2 separate regions of the Homo sapiens genome follow, and region 2 is linked to region 1. A link is a contact called in ENCODE POLR2A ChIA-PET data. All regions are on one chromosome and are shown on one strand. Each heading gives the region's core, a stretch centred on a gene start or an enhancer-like site at or near the end of the contact. The rest is flanking DNA. Distances are from core to core; before and after follow the strand shown.

Evidence for each region. ChIA-PET counts read pairs that join two places held with the same protein, here RNA polymerase II (POLR2A).
Region 2: POLR2A ChIA-PET joins it to region 1 with 10 read pairs in activated CD8-positive, alpha-beta memory T cell. The contact joins the promoter of CABP1-DT here to the enhancer-like site in region 1. POLR2A ChIA-PET finds 5 or more read pairs at or near these places in 3 of 52 experiments (GM12878, WTC11 and activated CD8-positive, alpha-beta memory T cell).

What each region holds. Positions count from the first base shown.
Region 1 is chr12:120,120,195-120,125,520 of GRCh38, forward strand. No RefSeq gene overlaps it. Among named protein-coding and RNA genes, the nearest start is that of RAB35-AS1, 6.0 kb to the left of the region's middle. RefSeq lists an enhancer at 3,675-3,814. Within about 2 kb of position 1,802, at least 2 of the 41 ENCODE cell types and tissues checked have a DNase peak (open chromatin) inside an H3K27ac peak, as active enhancers do; they include GM12878, where a contact is called at or near this core.
Region 2 is chr12:120,638,365-120,643,703 of GRCh38, forward strand. CABP1-DT (CABP1 divergent transcript) reads right to left here and starts at 2,158. Exons shown (of 2, transcript NR_183426.1): 1 at 1,686-2,158. It overlaps CABP1 (calcium binding protein 1), which reads left to right and starts at 2,262. Exons shown (of 6, transcript NM_001033677.2): 1 at 2,262-2,975. The coding sequence starts at 2,322. RefSeq lists an enhancer at 149-650 and silencers at 2,122-2,421, 2,642-2,741, 2,752-2,921, 3,142-3,241.

The DNA.
Region 1 (5,326 bases), core at 552-3,051:
ATTCATCCTTAATTCAGTAAATATTAAGTGGCCGGGTGCAGTGGCTCACGCCTGTAATCCCAGCACTTTGGGAGGCCGAGGCGGGTGGATCATGAGGTCAGAAGATCAAGACCATCCTGGCTAACATGGTGAAACCCCATCTCTACTAAAAATACAAAAGAATTAGCTGGGTGTGGTGGCACACGCCCGTAGTCCCAGCTACTCGGGAGGCTGAGGCAGGAGAATCACTTGAACCTGGGAGGTGGAGGTTGCAGTGAGCCAAGATCGCATCATTGCACTCCAGCCTGGGTGACAGAGCGAGACTCCATCTCAAAAAAAAAAAAAAAAAAAAATTTGCACAGTTACTAGGTGTTAGGCACTGTAGTGGGCACAGAGGCTAGAACATGAACAAAACAAAGCTCCTGTCCTCACGGAGTTTACAGTTTAGTGGGGAACAAGTCATTCACTCATTCAACAAATACTTGAGGGCCTACTATGCCAGACATTGATCTACGAGCTGAGGATTCAGCAGTAAGTAAAATTTTAAAATCCCAGCTTTCATAGAGCTTATATTCTGATAGAGAATACAGGCACCAAGTATGTCCAAGGAGAAAAGTAAAGCAGGGAGCACGCTGAGGTTTGCAGAAGCAGGCAGTGGAGCCACAGAGGTGGCAGGAAGTTTGGCAGTGGATGACAAGAGAAACAATGCTTGGTGGTGAGAGCAGTGGGGCTCATGAAGTATTTTTCAGGATAGTGGAAGCAGAGGATTAGCAGCCAGGAAATAATAAGGAGTGAATATTTGGAGGGAAGATGAGCTAAGGGCGCTTCAAAGAGCTTTGGGAAGTAAAGTGTCACCAACCAGAAGGCTAAGTGGGTAAAGGAGAGGGGGACCTCAGGCCCTCAAGGGTAGCAGTGTCAGGGATGAAGATCAGTGCAGTGGAGGTTGGAGGGACCTGTGAAATCCATTATTTCAGACAGCAACATGGACTTCAAAGCTGCTGAGTGCTAGGTAGCAAGGGAGGGAACGTGTGCTGTGATCATCCAGGAAGGAAGCAGTGGGTGGTGAATCAGAACTCAGAGAAGGCAGGTAAACTGACCGACAGGGACTTTAAATTAGGAGCAAGATGGGGACCACTCAGCATACTGGTCCAAGAGGGAAGGAAGAGAGGATATGATATGATGCCTGGTGTCTCCCTCTGATGGAAGTGGAAACGGGCCCTTTCTCCCACACCTGCAAGCCTGATGCCACACCAAGAGACTTGGCAGTGGGCCTTGCCCTGCCCTGATGTAGCCCCCAGAAATCAAGTGAATGTAAGTTCCATGATTCCAGGGACCATCTCTTTATCTGTATCCTCTGGAGACCCAGTGCCTGGTAGGTGCTTGATACCTGTTGAATTAAAGTGAAGCCACACACACAGTGTGAGAGTTGGACAGAATGTCAGATACAATTAGTTGAACCCTCTCTTGAGTTCACTTTTTGGGGTGTGGGCCAAACTTGGGGTCTAACTCAGGGTCAGCTTCTTCCCCTGACTCCAAACCGTTTAGCAGGAATTTTCTCACTCAACCTTTATATTATTAAATCAGTGGTTTTGCAAGTGTAGTCTGAGGACCCGCAGGGCTCCCTAAGACCTTTTCAAAGGATCTTCAGAGTCAAAACATGTTCACAATACTAAGATGTGATTTGCCTTTTTCACTTTCATTTGCTTATGACTGTACAGTGTTTGCCAGAGCCTACATGACATGTGATACAACAGACCAAATGCAGAGCTGACATGCGAATCCAGACATTAGAAACCTAAAAAAATGTGGAACAATGCCACTTGAACAGTTTTGCTTTGTTGTTGTTGTTTGTTTTTGAGACTGAGTCTCTCTCTTGCCCAAGCTGGGAGTGCAGTGGTACGATCATGGCTCACTGCAGCCTTGACCTCCTGGACTGAAGTGAACCTCCCACCTCAGCTTCCTGAGTAGCTGGGACTGCAGGTGTACACACCACCACACCACTATGCCTGGCTTTTTTTTTTTCTTTTGAGACAGAGTCTTGCTCTGTCACTCAGGTGGGAGCTGGAGTGCTGTGGCATGATCTCGGCTCACTGCATCCTCCACCTCCTGGGTTCAAGTAATTCTCCTGCCTCAGCCTCCCGAGTAGCTGGGATTACAGGTATATGCCACCATGCCCAGCTAATATTTATGTTGTTTAAGTAGAGACGGGGTTTTGCCATGTTGGTCAGGCTGGTCTCAAACTCCTGACCTCAGGTGATCTACCCACCTCAGCCTCTGAAAGTGCTGGGATTACAGGTGTGAGCCACTGCGTCTGGCTGCTATTTTTTTTTTTTTTAATTTTTAAATTTTTTGTAGAGACAACAGTCTCACTATGTTGCCCAAGCTGGTCTTGAACTCCTGGCCTCAAGCCATCCTCCCACCTCAGCCTCCCAAAGTGTTGGGATTACAGGCATGAGCCACTGTGCCTAGCCTGGTTTTGACTCCTAAGATGCTAAATATCAATAGGTAAGATAGGTATACACAAGAGCTCTTTGGTGTCCTCAAAAAAATTTCAAAATATAAAAGGATCCCGGCTGGGCACAGTGACAAACACCTGTAATCCCAGCACTTCGGAAGGCTGAGGAGGGAGGATGGCTCAAGGCCAGGAGTTCAAGACCAGCCTGGGCAACATAGTGAAACCCTCATCTCTACAAAAAAAATTTAAAAAATTAGCCAGGCTGGGCACGATGGCTCACACGTGTAATCCCAGCACTTTGGGAGGCCAAGGTAGGTGGATTACCTGAGGTCAGGGGTTCAAGACCAGCCTGACCGATATGGTGAAACCCCATCTCTACTAAAAATACAAAAAAAAAAAAAAATTAGCTGGGCATGGTGGCGGGCACCTGTAATCTCAGCTACTCTGGAGGCTGAGGCACAAGAATCACCTGAACCTGGGAGGCAGAGGCTGCGGTGAGCCAAGATCACGCCACTGCACTCCAGCCTGGGCGACAGAGTGAGATTCCATCTCAAAAACAAACAAAATTAGGCAGGTGTGGTGGTGTGTGGCTGTAGTCCTAGCTGCTCAGGAGGCTGAGGCAGGAGGATCACTTGAGCTCAAGAGTTCAAGGCTGCAGTGAGCCATGAGCACACCATTGCACTCCAGCCTGGGCGGCAGAGCAGTACCCTGCATGTAAATAAATAAGGAGTCTTGAGGGCAAAATATTTGCGAAATGCTAGATTGAATCCTGCACCCCAGCTTCCTAGCTCCCTTTTTTGTGGGAACCCAAGTGGTAAGAAAGATCTAATGTAAATACATTCAAAACCCACAGCTTTCTCTTGTGGGACTGCGGGGCACAGCCCTGAGGAATTATCATGCACTAATTGTCCCTGTGACCAGGCCGCCATCTCACTAGAGAAATAGCTCACAGGAGGGAACCTGACAGGGACTGGGGTATCCATTCAGGCACAATCAGGAAGGTCTCACCTAGAAATCCCTCTGAGGCAATCATCCCTCAGACCAGTTTTTCCAGTGTCTTGAGCTGTGTTGACATCAACACTCCCCTTCCCCTGGGGCAGGCAGCAGGGACCCTTCCTAACAGAACCTAGGGGCAACTCAGAGCCACCCTGTGAAATAACTGGGCTCCATCTCTTAAAAAGTGAAACCCAGTCACAGGCCAAGAACGTGGGTTTCACTTTTGTTACATTCACCTTCCAAATTATTTTTGTAGAATGCCCCTGGGGCTTGGTGAGCGGAGAATCAAGAAATATGGGTTTTTTCCCAGTTCTGCCAATGTGACCTCAGAGATGCTCCTTGCCACCTGTACCTCAACTTTACTCTTCATAAAATAAAGACCACGTCCTGCCGGCCTCTCTCTCTCACGACGGTGGGAAGCACCGATCTAAGTGGTGGTAATGTGCCTTCCTGCCCATGCACAGTGGAGACCATCTGTGTGCTGATGTATGTACACTCAGCATTTTGGAGAATCAAACATAGTCATCATCATCATTTCTCAAAATCAATCTCATTCCCCATCATCCTTGTTTCACTGTCACCATCCATGTATCCAGAACCTCCTATGTGTGCCTGGCTCTGTGCAAAGTGCATTATGTCATTCAACACAGATGACAACACGGTGAGACTGCGCTGTCAAGGTGAGGGGATGCACTCAGAGAGGTTAAGGAACATGGTCTAGATCACACAGCTTAGTATTAAGCAGTGAAATTAAGGTTCTAACCTGTCCTGGAAGTCCCTGTGGCTCCACTATCCTGCACTAGAACTTTAAAGCGGTATCTACATTTCCTTCACAATATTTTAGAACTTAGACCTTTTAAGTTAGATTGGTTCCTCTTTTTCCTTATTGAAGCAATCTGAGACACATCCACAGAGCCATACATTGAGGAAAAACATTCCTAACTGCCAATTGTGTTTCAAAATCTGTCAAATAATGTCTCCAATCCCTGCACCCAAAACTGTCAAATCTGCAGCCTCCCTGCCACTCTCCCAAGTCCTCCCGCATCACAGTGTTGGACAAAGAGAATGTACCTGAAGGTCTGGTTCCTTGAAGGGTTGCGTGAACCATGTTTTAACAATACCCCCCCACCTTTTTTTTTTTTTTTTTTTTTTTTTTTGAGACGGAGTCTCGCTCTGTCGCCAGGCTGGAGTGCAGTAGCACAATCTTGGCTCACTGCAACCTCCGCCTCCTGCCCCAGCCTCCTGAGTAGCTGGGACTACAGGCACCCATCACCAAGCCCGGCTAATTTTTGTATTTTTAGTAGAGACAGGGTTTCACCATGTTGGCCAGGCTGGTCTTGCTCCTGACCTGAGGTGATCCGCCCGCCTCGGCCTAATACCCCCACCTTTTAAAAATAATCTTGCTGCCCATGATTCCTGAGGCTCCCAGAGTTAGGTGAAGGTTTGGGAATGCTCAGTTTAGAACTTTTTCAGTTTTCTCTGGATAAGGGAATATGACTTTGTCATTGACTTTCAGACACAAGAAGAGAAAGAGGGACAGTCTCCCCTGGAGGATCACTGCGAGTCTTTGAGAATAATCCGCTTTCTCTGAAGACTTTCCCAGCCAGTGTCCTGTTAAGTGGAGTGAGGTCCTCCTCCCCACAGCCTGCAGAGCAGCTGGGTAGGGTCTGGAGGGGGTGGCATCCCTGGGCAAGGCGGCTGGAGCTGTTCACTTAGTGTGCTATACACGTACTAATTTCCTGTATATACCTGGATGGAAAAGTTCTGGAGGCTCTAAAGAATGAAAAATGCTGATGGCTAACTAGCCGGCATAGGAGAAGTTAAGAGAAAGGCTAAAAACAGAGGTCTGGGGACAGGCTGCCATTTACTAGCCATATGACCCTGGGCGAGTGGCCT
Region 2 (5,339 bases), core at 908-3,407, 520 kb after region 1:
AATCAGATTCTTCAGTTTTTCAAAAACTAGTTGGTGACCGAGGTCTTGCCCAAAAATATTTAGGGCATTTCAGAAAGGTTACCAACAGTGGCACAGCAGGGATTTAGAATACCCAGCAGTCCTCTGCCTCTCATTGGCTCCTGAGGGTTTCTGATAAGGTTCTTTATCTCCTGTGATTTATATTGAATGTGCCTTTGTTTTTAATCCTGCCAAACACTGATTATTCTGAGGGCTGGAGCAGGTAAGACATTGACTGACCTCGAACTCAAAGGGTGGACTCATTACACCCTGCATATCCCAGAGGACCCTGCAATGAGCCTTCAGGGCTGCAACGCCCCAGGCTGCTTCAGGATTTGGGCTTTAGGAACCTGAGTGGCTTTGATATGGCAATTCAGTCCCTTAAGGGTAGCTGATCTGGGGAACAATTTGCCACACTTTCCTAGTTTACTTTAGCCTCTGGGCAGTTGCTTTCCCAGCCCATCCATTTTCCTTAATTCCTTGCCTATGGATAAGTAAAAGAGGCACACAGGGCCCAGCGCGGTGGCTCACGCCTGTAATCCCAGCATTTTGGGAGGCCAAGGCGGGCAGATCATGAGGTCAGGAGATCGAGACCATCCTGGCTAACATGGTGAGACCCCATCTCTACTAAAAATACAAAAAATTAGCTGGGTGTGGTGGCGGGTGCCTGTAATCCCAGCTACTCGGGAGGCTGAGGCAGGAGAATCGCTTGAACCTGGGGGGCAGAGGTTGCAGTGAGCCGAGATCGTGCCACTGCACTCCAGCCTGGTGACAGAGCAACACTCTGTAAAGAAGCAGACAGTGCAGAGAAGGATGAACTCTTGGCATGAGTGAAGTGTAATATCGGCAATCTGTTTGTGTACCCTTCTTTTTTTTTTTTTTTTTTTTTTTTTTTGAGACAGGGTCTCACTCTGTTGCCCAGGCTGGAGTGTAGTGACCCAATCTCGGCTCACTGCAACTTTCACTTCCCGGGTTCAAGTTATTCTCATGCCTACAAGTGGCTGGGATTACAGGCGCCCACCACCACGCCTGGCTAATTTTTGTATTTTTAGTAGAGACAGGGTTTCACCATGTTGGCCAGGCTGGTCTCGAACTCCTGACCTCAAGTGATCCGCCGGTCTTGGCCTCCCAAAGTGCTGGGATTACAGGTGCGAGCCACTGTGCCCGGCCTCGTGTATCCTTTTAATGAGGCCGAGCGGTGACAAGACTGTGGATGGCATTGGGGCCAGGGACCAGAACAGGGAGAGCCTGGGAGGAACCCCTCCAGCCCCCCGCAAAGCTCAAGCACCGGATACTAAAGAAGAATGGTAGATGGGGCCTCACGATGTGCAGGGGGAAGGGAACTGGCTTAACTGGATGGTCCCCTGTCCGAGCACTGGGCTAGGCCTTTTGTGTGCATAGTATCGTCTGCTGTTACCAAGAAATTAGTTATGCTTATCATCTGCATTTTACAGAAGAGGAGAACAAGGCTCAGAGAGGTTGATGACACCTGCCCAAGTTACCCAGATGGTAGGTGGCAGAGCTGGGATTTGAGATTCAGATAAGGCCTGGGACGCTCCCTGGCTGCCCACCGAGAGCAGGAATTTCTGTAGCATCTAGAAAGGCAGGAAGGTGAAAGAGGGGACAAGAGCTGGAGGGGGAGCAAATGGGTCCTACCTGAGACTTACCATCATCAGGTGCTGCCAGACCTGGCTTCTCTTCTATTCTGAGAACTGATATCCTGTGGCTGACTTACCAGGGTCGTCCTAGTCCCCCCGCACGGTATTGGGAGTGGAGGCAGCCCCACACGGAGGCGCTGGGAGACTTTCCTCCCAGCAGTGTCCTGTCACTGCATTCCGGCCCCTGCGTTTGTAGGCAGTGATGTCACAGAGTGCCTTCATGCTCCTCGGGTCTCCGGTTCTCCCCGGACCTCTGTAGTCCTCATTGCCAAAGTTGTACCCCCTGGGGAGTGCACCCTGCCTGCATTTCTGGAGGTTCGGGCGGTTCCGGGGCTCTGCAGGAGCCTCCAGGCGTGATAAAGAGCGCTGCCGGCACTCCCGGGGTCTCGGCCTCTTTGGGGCCCATTGCCAAGCCCCTTCCCTCCTCGTGCTCCCGCTCCGCGTTGCAGCGTCCCCTTCGCCGCCAGGGGCCGCCCGGAAGCGGGGCTCCCCCAGGGCGGGGCGGGGCAAGGGGCGGGGCGCGGCGGTACCTGGGCCGCCAGGGAGCCGGGGGTGGGCTCTCCGGGGACAGCCGGCAGCGCCCCCAGATCTGCACCGCCAGCCGCCGGGAGCTCCGGGCTCCGGGCGTAGAGGCTGCGCTGTCACATGGGCGGCGGCGACGGGGCCGCATTTAAGCGGCCGGGGGACGGCGCCCGCCTCCAGCGCGTCCTCGGGCTTGGCTCCCGCCGGGAGCCCCGTTCTCTGCCCGCCGGGGGCCCCGCGCCGCGCCGCACCGCGCCGCCCCCGCCGGGCCATGCGAGCGCGGGCCCCGCCGCGATGAGCTCGCACATCGCCAAAAGCGAGTCCAAGACGTCGCTGCTGAAGGCGGCGGCGGCGGCGGCGAGCGGGGGCAGCCGGGCTCCCCGCCACGGCCCTGCCCGGGACCCGGGGCTGCCTAGCCGCCGGCTACCCGGCTCCTGCCCGGCGACGCCGCAGTCGTCCGGGGACCCCAGTTCGCGGAGGCCCCTGTGCCGGCCGGCGCCGCGAGAGGAGGGCGCGCGGGGGAGCCAGCGTGTGCTCCCCCAGGCGCACTGCAGGCCCCGGGAGGCGCTGCCGGCCGCGGCGTCCCGACCTTCGCCGTCGTCGCCGCTGCCGCCGGCCCGCGGGCGGGATGGGGAGGAACGGGGACTGTCCCCGGCGCTCGGCCTCCGGGGCTCTCTGCGAGCCCGGGGCCGCGGGGACTCCGTTCCAGCCGCCGCGTCCGAGGCGGACCCGTTCCTCCACCGGCTGCGCCCCATGCTCAGCTCCGCCTTTGGCCAGGTAAGGGCCGCGCCTCCCGTCAGCGCTCCCGGGAAAGGCGCTCGGGACCCTGCCGGCCGCGGTTGCGCGTCCACAGCCTCCTCCCGCGGCCCGTGGTCCCCCACGGATCACGCCTCGGCTCACCTCGTCCTCCCCGGGCCGGCGCCCTTGCCGGCACTCCTCCTCCCCGTGCCTGATTCAGCACCCCGTGCGCTGTCCACGCTCCGGGCCTCTTGGGGCAAGGCCCTCCCCGCTAGCCTCCCTCATACCCGCCAGAACCCGCCAGTCCTGGAAGAGAGCGACCTCTACGACCGTCCTGGAGATTTGCGGGGGTCAAGGAGGGGCGCTCCGAGCAGGTGGCGCCAAACCCACTCCTCTGGCCTCTGGCCAGTACCGCCAGGGAGGGACTCAGGAGAGCAAGCGGTTTGGAGTCTGGGGGTCAAGAGAGGGGACCTCAGAGAACACAGAATTACTTGAGGGCGAGGGACACTGGCCACTGCCTATCATGTCCCTGAAGGCCTGAGAAAAGTTAGGAGATCCAAAAATATGAGGAAAGAGAAGAGGTGTCTGGGTAGGCATGGAGGGGCATGCAGAGCTGTGGCTCAAACTGGAACTTTGGGGTGGTTTAAGGAGGCTGTCACTCTAGGGATGCCATTGGAAGGGTGAGAAAGGCCACAAAGAGGTCATCAGTGGTTCCCTCAGGCCTTTCCCTCAAGAGTCCCAGGCACCTGGGAGCCTGCCCTTTAAAAGCAGCTCCGTAGTCACAATATAGGTCTACAGTTTGAGGCTGTGCTGCTGGGGAAACAGGCTCAGTAGAAGGAAACCTCTGAACTCCTGAGCAAAAAAGCCAGGGTTTCCCCTAGTTCGGAGTCTGTAATCAAGTCAAACTCATTGGCACAGCTTTGAGACAGTTCTGTGGCAGCCTCCGAGAGGTGTCATGCAGAGGTCTGATTAGAGCGTTTGCGTGGTTTGTAGGGAAACAGGGGGGGCTGTGCCTTTCTGTGCTGAGATCTAGCATAAAGAAGCTGTTTCAAGCTCCTGGCTTGCCACGCCGGATCAGAATTCCAAGGAGGCCCTGTGTGTTTTGCTTCAGATCTGCACATTTCTTTTCAAAATACTACTCGGCAGTGGCTGATGCTGGTGGAGGTCTGACATGAAGGCAGCCGCACATGGATTTGGGTTGCGTGGTGCTGCTGTGGTGGGGCCATAGGGCAGTGGTGTGTGGCTTTGTTCCTGCAGGGAGCCCTCGTTAGCCGAGTTAGCTGGAAACAGTTCTCTGGAGTAGAGATGTGGATGCAGAGCCGTGAGAGTTAGTGAGGCGATGTGTCAGGGGAGTTCACTGCAGTGCTTTGTGTTAATGAGGAGGTGTAGGCTGCCAGGGCACGAGTGGTCTTTGGATTGGGGCTGGGTTGCAGCAGGAATGCTGGGTTGTTGAATGGGTGATACCAATTCATTCATTTATCAATTATTTCTTGAGCATTTATTAAGGAAACCTTCAGGGGTTTCCTTAGTTCCTGTGGTTTGTTTGTTCAGACATTTGCTAGACACCAGGAAGACAACAGTGAACCAGATAGCCAGGGCCCTGGCTGTACCTAGCAGTTTGGAAGGGTAGGTCATTGGCCTAGAATCATACACTTTCTGGTTACTCAGTTTGCAGCTGATCTGACTCAGCTCCTGAAAAAAAAAAAAAAAAAGAGTCCTTTCTTTCCTGTCTTGCAGAATTTGCCTACATGAGCCCTTTCTGAGCTCCGAGCATTGTAGCGACGTGCTTTTGTTTCTCCTTCTAATTTCTCAGTCATTAAGTGAATTCTCCGGCCCAATGTTCTGAAATGTCACCAGGGTCACCTGAGTCAGGAGGAGCTGGAAGTTCCCATCAAATATTTACTACCTCCCTGTGGAAGCTCTTGCCTCTCAGCTGCGGGCTTTTACTTTAAAGCCCAGCACATTCAGTTTGGGCTTCCATCTGACACCTCGAAGTCATCTACGTGAGCAACAACAGCAAACCCAGGCTGGGACTTTCGTGTCAGAGCCTCCAGTCTCCTGTGACAGAGAGGAATTAATCTTTTCTTCCCTTTTCTCCGTATTGAGATTTCTGTCCTTAGAGGCAGGGTCAGAACCAAGAGAAGGCAGATGGGGTTCTGAATACAGAAACTTTTAGTTAAGATCTGCTTAGAGAAAAATACAGCCCTGGGGAAGTATATTTTTCATGACTCCCCAAGTTTCATTTGTTTTTAACTTAAGTGAATTGCTTAACCTCATTAAGTCTATTTCTTTTTTAAAAAATATATTTTATAATAGAGACAGGGTCTCACTATGTTGCCCGGGCAGTCTGGAAATCCTGGGCTCAAGTGATCCACCTGTTTCAGCCTCCCAAAGTGCTGGGAT